2 separate regions of the Homo sapiens genome follow, and region 2 is linked to region 1. Evidence: chromatin contacts called from ENCODE Hi-C or POLR2A ChIA-PET data. All regions are on one chromosome and are shown on one strand. The core of a region is the stretch at or near the end of the contact, and the rest is flanking DNA. Distances in the headings are between cores, read along the strand shown.

Region 1 (5,649 bases), core at 1,532-4,031:
CCAAAACAAAAAAAAAATGTTCACTGGGATGTAAAAGTAACCATTGACTATTCAAATTACAAAAGACAATGTTGCAAATGCAACATCCTTCTCCCTATTTCAACCAGTCCCCTTGTATTCTCCTCATTGATTTAACAGGAAAATAGATGTTTAAAGCTTGAACAGTGGTGAAATTTTCATCAGCAAGATGTGCCTTTTGCATTAATTCTACAGCACCAAGACAGTTATGTGCACACACTAGACTTAAATGCCACAAGATTCATTTATGAATAAAGACACGTATTAATTTAAAGACAGCCCAATAGATCAGGACACAAGTGCAGCTGCCTTACTACCAAAAAACAAGCCCAGGCCTCACAAGCTTTTTATTTTGATACAAGTTTCACTATCACTCAACATACACAATACTCTCAAAAGTAAAGCTCTTCTTATACATACAACATGTGAATGAAGACTTCTCAAATATTCTTTTCAAATGCTATACAGATCCTCATAGTAATAGGATTATGGAAAAACTATAAAAAATTAAGAATATGAATAATGAAACTTCTATTTCTCGGCAGTCTTCCCTCTATTGCAAATCTAATTTGTCCCCAAAATGTATATAAGATGTTGAAGTTATTGAAATTTTGGCATCTCTTCCCAATTTGCAGCTAACAATAATTGGAATATGGGAAACAACTCCTGAAAACCTGTAATATTTTAATTAACATAGAATTTATGTTACAATCAAGTTTAACAAAAGTTCACTATAATATTCCCTACAACTTAATCAGTATGTTGCCCTCTTATTTTATATTCAATGATTTCTTTATTTCAAAAACAAAGACATCACATGGTTTGTGACCAACCCCAGTAGCTAGAAGTATTTCCAAATCACTTCTCTCAACTTAAAAAAAAAAAAAAATTAATGTGAAACAAAGGGAGTTCAAAGCTACATCTTCTAAGGGAAAAATGCTGTGATTATTTCACTTAAAAATAAATAGCTGAGTCATAGTAACAAAATTTCACAAAAAGCTGAACTTTCTAAGGTGCACTTTAAAAATTACTCCACTTGCCATGCTGTCCTGGAAACCAACCTGCACGCCTGTCCTAGGAAATCTATTTGTGTCTCTTGAGTCCTTCAATAATGCAGAACATAAAAGTTTCAAAAATGAATCGCAACAACAGCTATCAAAGGAAGTGGGTTTTTTTAAATAATAGCCCTAGGCTCCAATAAAATTAATACCCAAAAATCATCAAAGGGCAAACGCAAAAAGCGTTCTTAAATTTTCTCTAAGTAGCAGTTCCTTAGTTTTACAATTCTTTTCTTTTTCGCTGAAAGGAGAATAAGAAATCCAATTAACAGTGTTAAGGATGAGAACAGTTAGTTCCCAGGCAGAGGATGCAATTTACAATCCAGGCTTGGCCCAGACATTAGCGGGCACACACACGCCAGTGCTCAGAGGAAGCTTCAAGAAATGTCACTATCTAACGGAAGTGTTAAGGCCTTATATTTGTAAGGACTATGACCAGCCCTGTAAATAAATACACTGTAAAACGCAACCTAGAAAAACTCCATTGTCCAAAACAACTCAAGACTTTCCTACTATCCTCAAAACAGAAAGAACCTGTGTCCTGGACGGCCTCAGGACGACCGCCTCTCACATAGAAAGAAGGGCAACCCATGTGAATCGGAGTGCCCCCATGTCAACTCTGTGACAGATCCACTGGGAGCATCCGACTGTGATCCGGGCCCTCCTGGGCAGAGGCTGCTGGAAGAGGAACACACAGGCAATCTTCACGGCCCTCCTACTTCCGTTCTCAAAACAGAAATGCACTTTTCTGCTAGTCCTCCGCCCTCAGCCCGGTACCTCTCGACAGCTGTGCCCCCTTCAACGAGCTTAAGTGGAAAGAAAAGCAGGTAGTCACCAACTAGGGTCCACGGAATGCGGTTGATCACAGCGCTTCCCCCCGCGATTCCCGCACGCATCCACCGCGGGCGCCCTCCGGAGAGTCGCTCTGGCCGGGGGCACCGCGAAGCAGAAGTCGGCGTCCCAGTTCGCCCCCTACTCTCTCCTCCCCGGGGAAGGGGGGCAGAAAAGCGCAAAGAGGAACTAAATGAACTGCAAGAGGATGCCCTGAAAGCTCCCTCAAAGAGGGGGTGGGGAGGGGGTGGAAACCAAGAAGGGGCGGAAGGAAGGGGGAAGGAAGAGCAGCCAGAGGAGGAAGGGGGCGAGAGCGAGCGCCCGCGAAGGGGACGGGACTTCGGGAGCGCGGCTGCACCCCATTTCCCCCAGCGGGAGAGGGTGCGCCGGCCTTCGGGGCGCTCCGCCCCGGCAGAGGGCAAGGAAAGAAATGAGAGGCGACGTCCCCGTCCCCGCCACTTCGTCGCCCCTCGGGAGGGCTCGGTGGGGACTGCAGTGCCCTCGCAGGGTGGGAAACGGCGGCAACAGCCGCTCGCCCCGTCGGAAGGAGCGGACGGCGGGGCCTCCTCCGGGTGCGCGGGCCCGGCTTTCACGCCCCCAGCGCCGGGAAGGCAGCTCCGCGGTGACGCCGGGCGGCCGTGCCGGTTACCTGAAGCGGGGCGAGTCCTTCAGACACTCCTCGAAATCCACAGTCATCTTCATCCTGCCTCCGCCTCGCAGGCGGCGCTGGCAAAGCCGAGGGGGCCGCGGGAGCGGCCGCGCTGGGACGCAGACGGCTACGGCGGGCGCACGGCCGCGACTAGCGTTGCGCGGAGCTGCGAAGGGCGCCTCGCCCGCTGGTCATAGCAGCCGCGAAGACGGCGACGACTAGTCAGGCCCCAGTCCCGCCCCTCTTCCTCCCGCCCCAAGTAGAGCGCTGGCCGCAGGGAAACGGCCGGGGAGTGACAGCAGCGGCCAGCCAGCCACGAACCTGGCGGCCAAGGGGCGGGGCATCCGGCAGCACCGCCTGCGGGCGCCCGGGCAACGGGTCTGAGCGACGGCAACCCGAGCCAATGAGCAGCGCGACCGTGGGCACCTCCTTGCCACAACCGCCCCCGAGGGCCAACCGGGATGCGCGGGCGTCGCTAGGCGGGACGCACCGGTTGCTGGGAGGCCGGCAGCTGAGGTTCCTTGGGAAGGAAGTCACGTGGCTGCGGCCGCGCTTCCCTCCGAGCCCCCGCCTCTTCTCCTGCTCCCCGAGCCCCGCCCTGCTGAGCTGCCAGCCCAGAGGAGCAGTCTCCTGCAGGTCTGAGGAAGGAAATTTGCTTTTCAAAGCAGATTGGCAGAAATCTGAAGAGGTTAGAGGCAGAAATTATAAAAGGAAGAGATAGGCTAAGCCACCTATTCCTTTCAGTTTAGAGAAACTGAGGCCAGAAGAGGAGCGAGGATAACTTTAGTGATAAAATCCATCTTTCATGTATTTGTTCCATAGCTTCATAATCTGGAAATTGCTCCCATGTACATCTTCTCATATAGCCAGAGACCACTTCCTGAAGGAGCTGCCGTTTGGGTTGGACATAGAAAGATTTAGGCAGGTATGGGAGGTAGGGTGCTTCGTGTGGAGGAACTCCTCTCAAAACTGCCGAAAGCATTCCCCCTCACTGACACTTTGCTCCTGGTGGTTTTCACTGTTCTGCCATGGTGGGGTTCTGAAGACCAGGCTCATCGTACTCACCTTGCAACACCTGCCCCTCTAATCCACACTTTTTCTAGAAGCACTTTAAGATACTTATCATCTGATCCTCACGGCAGGTATTTACCATACTCCTTCATTTTAAGATGCCATTGATTGTAAAAAGTACAAAGATGTCTTATATGTAATGAGTAATTTTTAAGCCAACCTAAAAAACACGGGCGTATCTATAAAAATGAATATACAGGGTGTTCTAACAGCATAGTGGCTCTGAGTGAGAATCTGGAGGCAAACTTCCTGGATTTAGGTCCCAGCTTTCTCACTTTAAAATGAACATAACACACAGATCTGATGAAGTTGTCCGGTTAACACAGTGCCACATATCGATCATTCAGTAAATGTTGGCTATTTTAATTGTACCATTTGCCTCTTCAGTACTATAATCAAAGGGCTTAAGTCTAAGTTCTCTCACTTTCACTGTCTGAAGTTTTTGTTTGTCTCAAAAACAATCAAACAATTTCGTTCCGTTCCCCAGGCTGGTCTCAAACTCATGGCCTCAAGTGATCCTTCTGTCTCAGCCTCCCAAAATGCTGAGATTACAGGTGTGAGCCACACACCCAGCCTTCTAAAGTCTTAATATAACTTTCTGACCGTCTGGCTAAGTATAGCGTGATGACATACTGTTTTTCGTAACCCATCAAGAGATATCTTGATCTCTTTAGCATCTTTAGAAATTAACAGTATAGACAGGGCATGGTGGCTCACACCTGTAATCCCAGCACTTTGGGAGGCCGAGGTGAGCAGATTCCTTGCTCCAGGAGTTCCAGACCAGCCTGGGCAACATGGTGAAATCCTGTCTCTACAACTCTACAAAAATATACAAAAAATTAGCCAGGCACATGCCTATAGTCCCAGTTACTCATGAGGCTGAGGTGGAAGGGTCACTTAAGCCTAGGAAGTCAAGACTGCAGTGAGCCATGATTGTGCCACTGCACTCCAGCCTGGGTAGACAGAGCAAAACACTGTATCAAAAGAAAAAAAAAGGAAAAAGGAAAATTAACAGTATAATTCTGAGGCATTTCAGAGAATATAGAAGCATTATATTCATTTATTCTTTGCTTATAAACTTGATTTCTTTTTTAATTGTGTATTCCTGGAAACCACACAGCTTTTCTTGATAGCTAAAAACAGACTATTGACTGTTAAATGTTCAGGGTCCTCAAGCACATTAGTGGTCAGGCCAACCTTCCCTAACATTGTAACTTCAATGTCAAATTTACCAAGACAGTTGGCAATCTCTACTATATTTGGTTGCGTTCCTGATGTGTGACAGCTAATCTGCATATACAATAACTTATTATTTTAATACTTAATCACAGTGTAGCCTTTTAGAAGATACCTAAAGTGACACTTTGGGGTTCAAATTAATATTCAACTGCATGGCACCACAAAGGCAAATAACTAAGCTAATTACCAAGTGAACATCTTTCTGTGGATGGCTAAATTTGCATATACCCAGTTAGTGATAACACTGTCACAATTTTTCTTCCTTGCCCTGTGATAAAGCAAGCATTTGGGGGTGTCAATTCTAAGATAGGTCCTAAATAAAGAAACATTAAAGTGGGATGGGGTGGGAGCAGTGGGTCTTAGAATAAAAGAAATACAATATTATTATCCTCATCTTTTTTTTTTTTTTTGAGAAGAAGTTTTGCTCTACCACCCAGGCTGGAGTGCAGTGGCACAATCTTGGCTCACTGCAACCTCTGCCTCCCAGGTTCAAGTGATTCTCCTGTCTCAGCCTCCCGAGTAGTTGGGATTACAAGCATGCACCACCACACCTGGCTAATTTTTGTATTTTTATATAATAATGGAAACCAAGGTCCCAACATATGAAAATAAATTACCAGGTGACTCAGGCCAAACACAGGCTGCCTGATGCCAGATCCGAACTACTAACTGTCCTCCCTCCCCTTAAGAATTCTGCCTTTGCAGTTGTAACTCTGTCTGCCCGTGTAGCAATCTCCCTTTCATCTTCTCTTTAAAACACCACTCTTATGCCACCCCCTCAGG
Region 2 (5,386 bases), core at 908-3,407, 1.3 Mb after region 1:
AATAGGCGTACTGTATATTCTGTAGCCATCAATTCCAGCAGCTAAAGTCTGTGTGGGTTTCATTATGTTCTTTGTAGTTTCTATTGACTCACTCATCGCTGCTTATTTCCTCAGGTGTATTGTATTTCGGGTGCTCATGTTTGGCTTCGGAAATCCTGTTTATCTGTGAAATCCTTTGAGACCGAGGTTGAGGGTACACCTGTGCAGTCAGGATTTGTATTTGTTTCTTCCAGGCCCCCCAGAACTCCAGCCTGGGACCACTTTCTTGACAAATTTGAACTTTAAAACCTTAGTGAGGGAAAATTCTAAAGGGTTATTAATTCTAAAGGGAAAATTTTCTTCTGCCCTGCAAGCCCACTGCAGGCCAAAGTAAACAAATGTCCTGTGTGTCTCCCTGGGCTAGCATAGGGTTTTTTTTCCCCCCAGTCTGTTCTTGGAGGGTATAGCGCCTTGAATTTCCAGTCCTATGCAGGATCACAGTCCTGACTTCTTGTATAGGCCCAAGTCCTTGTCTTTAGTTTCCTGTGCACCTATTAAAACTCTAGAGATTTCTGAGATAAGTAGGTGCCCTCAACACAACCATGGCTTCACTGCCCTGCTTACCACTCTGGTGTCCTGCCCCTTCTTCAGGTTGAGTGTGAAATTTGGAAGACTGTCAGAAACATTCTATTTTCATTCTTGCAAGTTATGCCTTTGAAAGGATGTCTTATTTATCCAGTGTTTCTGTGTGTTTAATAATCAGAGCATTTTTCAGGTTATCTCTTACTGTGCCATGTTGCTCCTTGATTCCTTTCTCTCCTGTACCCACTGCATCAATTGAGTTTTTTGCTCTACATTGATAGAGAAGCACAATTCCTCTTTCTTTCCACTGCCTTCCTACTTTATTTCCCTTCTATTCTTGCATCTCTATACTCCATTATCCACATTGCAGTCTAGTGATCTTAAAGTGTAAGCCAGGTAACATCGCTTTCCTGCTTAAAAAAGCCTTTTAATGGTTTTTTGTAATATAGACTTTTTACCATGGCATTCAGGATCTTTCATGACCTGAATCTTGTCTGCTGTAGTGTTTTCTTAATAGTACCGCCTTCTTGTTCTAGGCCCCAGCTACACAGGCCTTCTTAACTGACCGTAGCAAGCCCTTTTCTTTCTTCTCCTGCCTGTATTGCTTTTCTCTGGGTGCTTCTTATTGCTGTCTCTTTCTGTTCTTGCCTTAAGTGTCACCTCCTTAACGAGGCCTTCTCCGACCACCCTATCCAAAGTAACCTCGCCAAGTTTTTTCTTATACCAGGTGTGACTACTTTAATTACTGCGTCCTCATATAAGCTCCACAAAGGCTTGGTGAATCGTGTTCACCCTTGCATTTCTTTTGTGTTTTTTGTTTTGTTTTTGAGGCATGACGACTCTGTCACGCTGAAGTGCAGTGGCCCGATCTTGGCTCACTGCAGCCTCCTCCTCCTGGGTTCAAGCGATTCTCCTGCCTTAGTCTCCCGAGTAGCTGGGACTACAGATGCGTGCCACCATGCCCAGCTAATTTTTGTATTTTTAGTAGAAACGGGGTTTCATCGTGTTGGCCAGGCTGGTCTCGAACTCCCGACCTCAGGTGATCCGCCTGCCTCAGCCTCCCAAAGTGCTGGGATTACAGGCGTGAGCCACCGCACCTGAACCACCCTTGTATTTCTGATGCTTAACAGTGTCTAGTCCATATCAGACACTCAAATATTTGTAGAATAAGTGAAACATTGATGAACTCCTCCGTGGATAAAATAGGGAAGTCTTAATTTGCAAGGAGGTGATACTTAATTTAGCAGCAAAATTTTAGTTAAGAATTTGTAAGCAAAAAAGCAAAATGGATAACGGATGAATTCCCAGAAACAAATGTCGCGGAGCAGATGTGTATAACAGCAATCGTCTGTCAGCGTCTTCCGTCGGCAGAGACCTGCTTGGAGACAATGCTGAATTAAATGAGGGACTGGCTGCTCCTCTCAATACAAAGACTACCCAAGGAATAAAAGCAACGTCTATCACCGAACTACTACTCCCAGCGGCCCCCGCGCGGGCCTGCCCATGGGAGGTGGCGCTCGTCTCCGCCCCGGGGAGCTCCGGCTTCGGGGCGGGAGGGGTTCTGGGTTCTGGCCCCGCCCCGCCCCGCTCCCCGCCGTCTTCCTCCCCCAGGGTTGTGGCCACGCGCAGCGGCGGCGGTTGTTCCGCTTCCCCTCCGGCCCGGGCCGTCGCCATTGCCGAAGGCTCCCTCCCCTCCCCTCCCTGGCGTGCGCAGGACTCCGCCGCCGCTGGGCCTAGCGGTAGCAGCGGCTGCTCCAGCGCGGCGTCTCTTCCCGCCCCGCTTCCCCTTCCCTCCCCTCCCCTCCCCGCACCGCGCGCTAGCCCGGGGCGGCTCCGCAGCCCGCCGGGAGCTCTGACCGAGGCGCCTCGCTGGGGCGGGGACCTTGCCTTGCCCGGGGTAAGTGCACACAGGCCGGCCGGCGCGGGACGCAGGCCGGGTCTCTTCCTCCTCCTTCCTTCTCCGTGGCCTGGCGGGCGGGAGCGGCCCGGGACGGCCGACCTGCCCCGCGCGGGGCCGGGGAGCCGCCACCTGCGTGCTGGGAGCCGCAGCTCCTGGGGCGGTGGCTCATTGTCTGCTCCCCAGGGCCGTTTTCTTCGCTGGCTTTAGCCAGAAATGGGAAGCTCGCTGGGCTGCGGAGGTCTGACTCTTCCTGGACCCAGCCCTGCTCTGAACCTCGCGGCACCACGGTCTCTGCCGACTCTCGGTCTTCCCTCCCCTCGCGTTTCACCCTCTTCCTTTGCTCCGTTTTCTTAATGCTGGACCAGACTCTCCGGTTTTGTTCCTTGATTTTTCCTCTCACTGATTCTCAGCCCCTGCTTGCTCGCTCTCTGTTCACCCGTTTCACTGCTCAGGAATATTGTCGCGAGTAGCTTGACTGTTTTCTCAGCTCCAGCCTGTAACCTCTTTTCCACATTCCACATTGGTAAAAACGTAGAGCGTCCCGGGCGCTTGAGGGCCACCGCTTACGAACTGATCTTTCGGAGCTTCTCCTCGCTCCTGTTTGAGCTTCAGCCTAGGGGTGAAATTTGCTTCTTTAGATAACTTAGGTGAAGTTAAGATTGGTTTTTCACCATGTTTGGCTCTCTTGGAAACACACGCACGCACAAACACAAAACGTTGCCACTCAACCTTTTAACTAATTCTTTAAAGATAAGTCATCCAAGAACAGAAGCGTGTCATCGTCAGTGGGTGTGAGGTTGTACCCATCCTTGTATCTTAATTTTAGTAGTACTCTCCCTGGGCAGTGTGAGCGTGATTTGTTGTCCCTTGATAAATAACGAACTCCGGTTGATATCATTATCTCACTTCTGCGTTACAGGCGATGTGTCCTTTCTTTGTTTTCTTTTTTAACCTTTATAAAAAGACAAAATGGTTAGGCCTAAAATTAAACTACGAAGAGCTGTGTTTTGGATCAAGGTTGTGCACGTCACGTTTTTTCCCCTGCTGTGTTCGACTCTTCCGCTCTTATAAGTAGGCAGGATATTGAAATGTACAAGAATTTGCTCTGGGGATTTTGTTTTTGTAGGGTTGTCCAATAGAATAACACTCAGTAAAGTTACATTGGGATGAAGGCAGTGAATAGTAATTTTTAAAGCAGGTTAAAACTTGTCAACTTTGCCAGAAGGTCTGTGGCTTCTGTAAAGCCCACTCATGCTCGTGTATATATGAAGAGCCTTTTTCATGTTCTGTTAGGAGTATGGATTTCAGGCAACTTTTTCACTGTGTCATCCTCGGCTATTAAATCTTTCGAGCTACTTATTAGCCAAGCACATTGATTGACACTTATTACGGAAAGTGAACCTGTAATAGATGTAGGTCTTAAACCAACTTTCCGATTTGGTAACAGGTTGACCTAAATTCAGTGTATTTTGTGTTTTCACTAAGTAGCCCATTGTTACCTTTCCCTCCAGCAAGGCTCTGAAAAAAGTGGCTCCAATACTCAGCTTCAATACTGTCATCATTTCTTAAATAGTAGTATCAGTTGTCCTTAACTTAATGGATGTTTTATTGGCCTGAGGGATTAAGGTGTAGAAAGGTTGGAGTTTTGTTGGAGTTTGAAACTTGGTCTGTAGATGTTGGCTTCTCTGCCAGTTTCTTCTAATCAGCAGATATTTTTATGAAGGAAGAGTTCCTGGGTATTTCACTTCCCTTAGGGCCTTGGTTTATGGTTTACTCTCATTCAGAGAGAGATACTATTCTGGACTCCGTGCTATTTAATACTAACCTTGCAAACCCAAATTCAAAATTAAGTTTATAGTTCGAGTATACAGGCGATAGGGCTCTCTGATCTTTATGATAGACAGGTTCCCAAGTAGATGCGGTTAACAATTAATATTTCTTTTTTTTTTTTTTTTTTGAGACGGAGTTTCAGTTGCCCAGGCTGGAGTGCAATGGTGCGATCACCGCAACCTCCGCCTCCTGGGTTCAAGCGATTCTCCTGTCTCAGCCTGCTGAGTAGCTGGGATTACAGGCACGCGCCACCACGCGCGGCTAATTTTGTATTTTTAGTAGAGATGGGGTTTCACCGTGTTGGTTAGGCTGGTCTCGAACTCCCGACCTCAGGTCATCTGCCCGCCTCAGCCTCCCAAAATGCTGGGATAGGCGTGAGCCACGGCACACCACCAACAGTTTCTATTTCAATTATACTTTTTAAGAGAGACTAGAACTTGTTCAGGTAGCTAAAGATAAACTTTCAATTATACTTTTCTAATATTTAAGAACTTCAAGTAGCCAAGGATAAAATGAGTAGGAATTGTTAGATTCTTCCTTTTATCCATCAAAATCGATTATTATTATAATAATATTTGAGTATATTTCTTTTGGCTTTCTGACTTTTACACTTTTGGTTAAAATTTGAAACTGGGTCTTCTTCGCCGGGCGCGGTGGCTCACGCCTGTAATCCCAGCACTTTGGGAGGCCGAGGCGGGCGGATCACGAGGTCAGGAGATCAAGACCATCCTGGCTAACACAGTGAAACCCCGTCTCTACTAAAAATACAACAAAAAATTAGCCGGGCTTGGTGGCAGGCGCCTGTAGTCCCAGCTACTCGGGAGGCTGAGGCCGGAGAATGGCGTGATGAACCCGGGAGGCGGAGCTTGCAGTGAGTCGAGATCGCGCCACTGCACTCCCGCCTGGGCTACAGAGCGAGACTCCGTCTCATTAAAAAAGAAAAAGAAAAAGAAACTGGGTCAACTTCAAGACTTTAAGTCGTAAAGGTTTCCATCAGTTTGGTATAAGAGTTGAGTTTCCAGACTAATCAGAGGGAGGGTGTTAATTGCAAATTGTGTGTCCAAGCTCTTCCTAGTATCCTTTTTGTGCCTTAAC

Evidence for each region. Hi-C counts contacts between places; a loop is a spot of excess contacts on that map. ChIA-PET counts read pairs that join two places held with the same protein, here RNA polymerase II (POLR2A). Pooled maps may share reads with other maps.
Region 2: a loop to region 1 is called in a map of endothelial cell of umbilical vein, with 12 times the contacts of the local background. The contact joins the promoter of PAK2 here to the promoter of ACAP2 in region 1. A Hi-C loop is called at or near these places in 2 of 168 maps with a recorded cell type or tissue (ascending aorta and endothelial cell of umbilical vein) and 11 of 50 pooled maps. POLR2A ChIA-PET finds 5 or more read pairs at or near these places in 2 of 52 experiments (A673 and T-cell).

The regions. Positions count from the first base shown.
Region 1 is chr3:195,440,239-195,445,887 of GRCh38, forward strand. It overlaps ACAP2 (ArfGAP with coiled-coil, ankyrin repeat and PH domains 2), which reads right to left and starts at 2,782. Exons shown (of 23, transcript NM_012287.6): 1 at 2,557-2,782. The coding sequence starts at 2,609. RefSeq lists enhancers at 1,697-1,786, 2,326-2,825 and silencers at 2,237-2,286, 2,307-2,526, 2,647-3,146.
Region 2 is chr3:196,737,700-196,743,085 of GRCh38, forward strand. PAK2 (p21 (RAC1) activated kinase 2) reads left to right here and starts at 2,158. Exons shown (of 15, transcript NM_002577.4): 1 at 2,158-2,458. RefSeq lists a silencer at 1,949-2,738.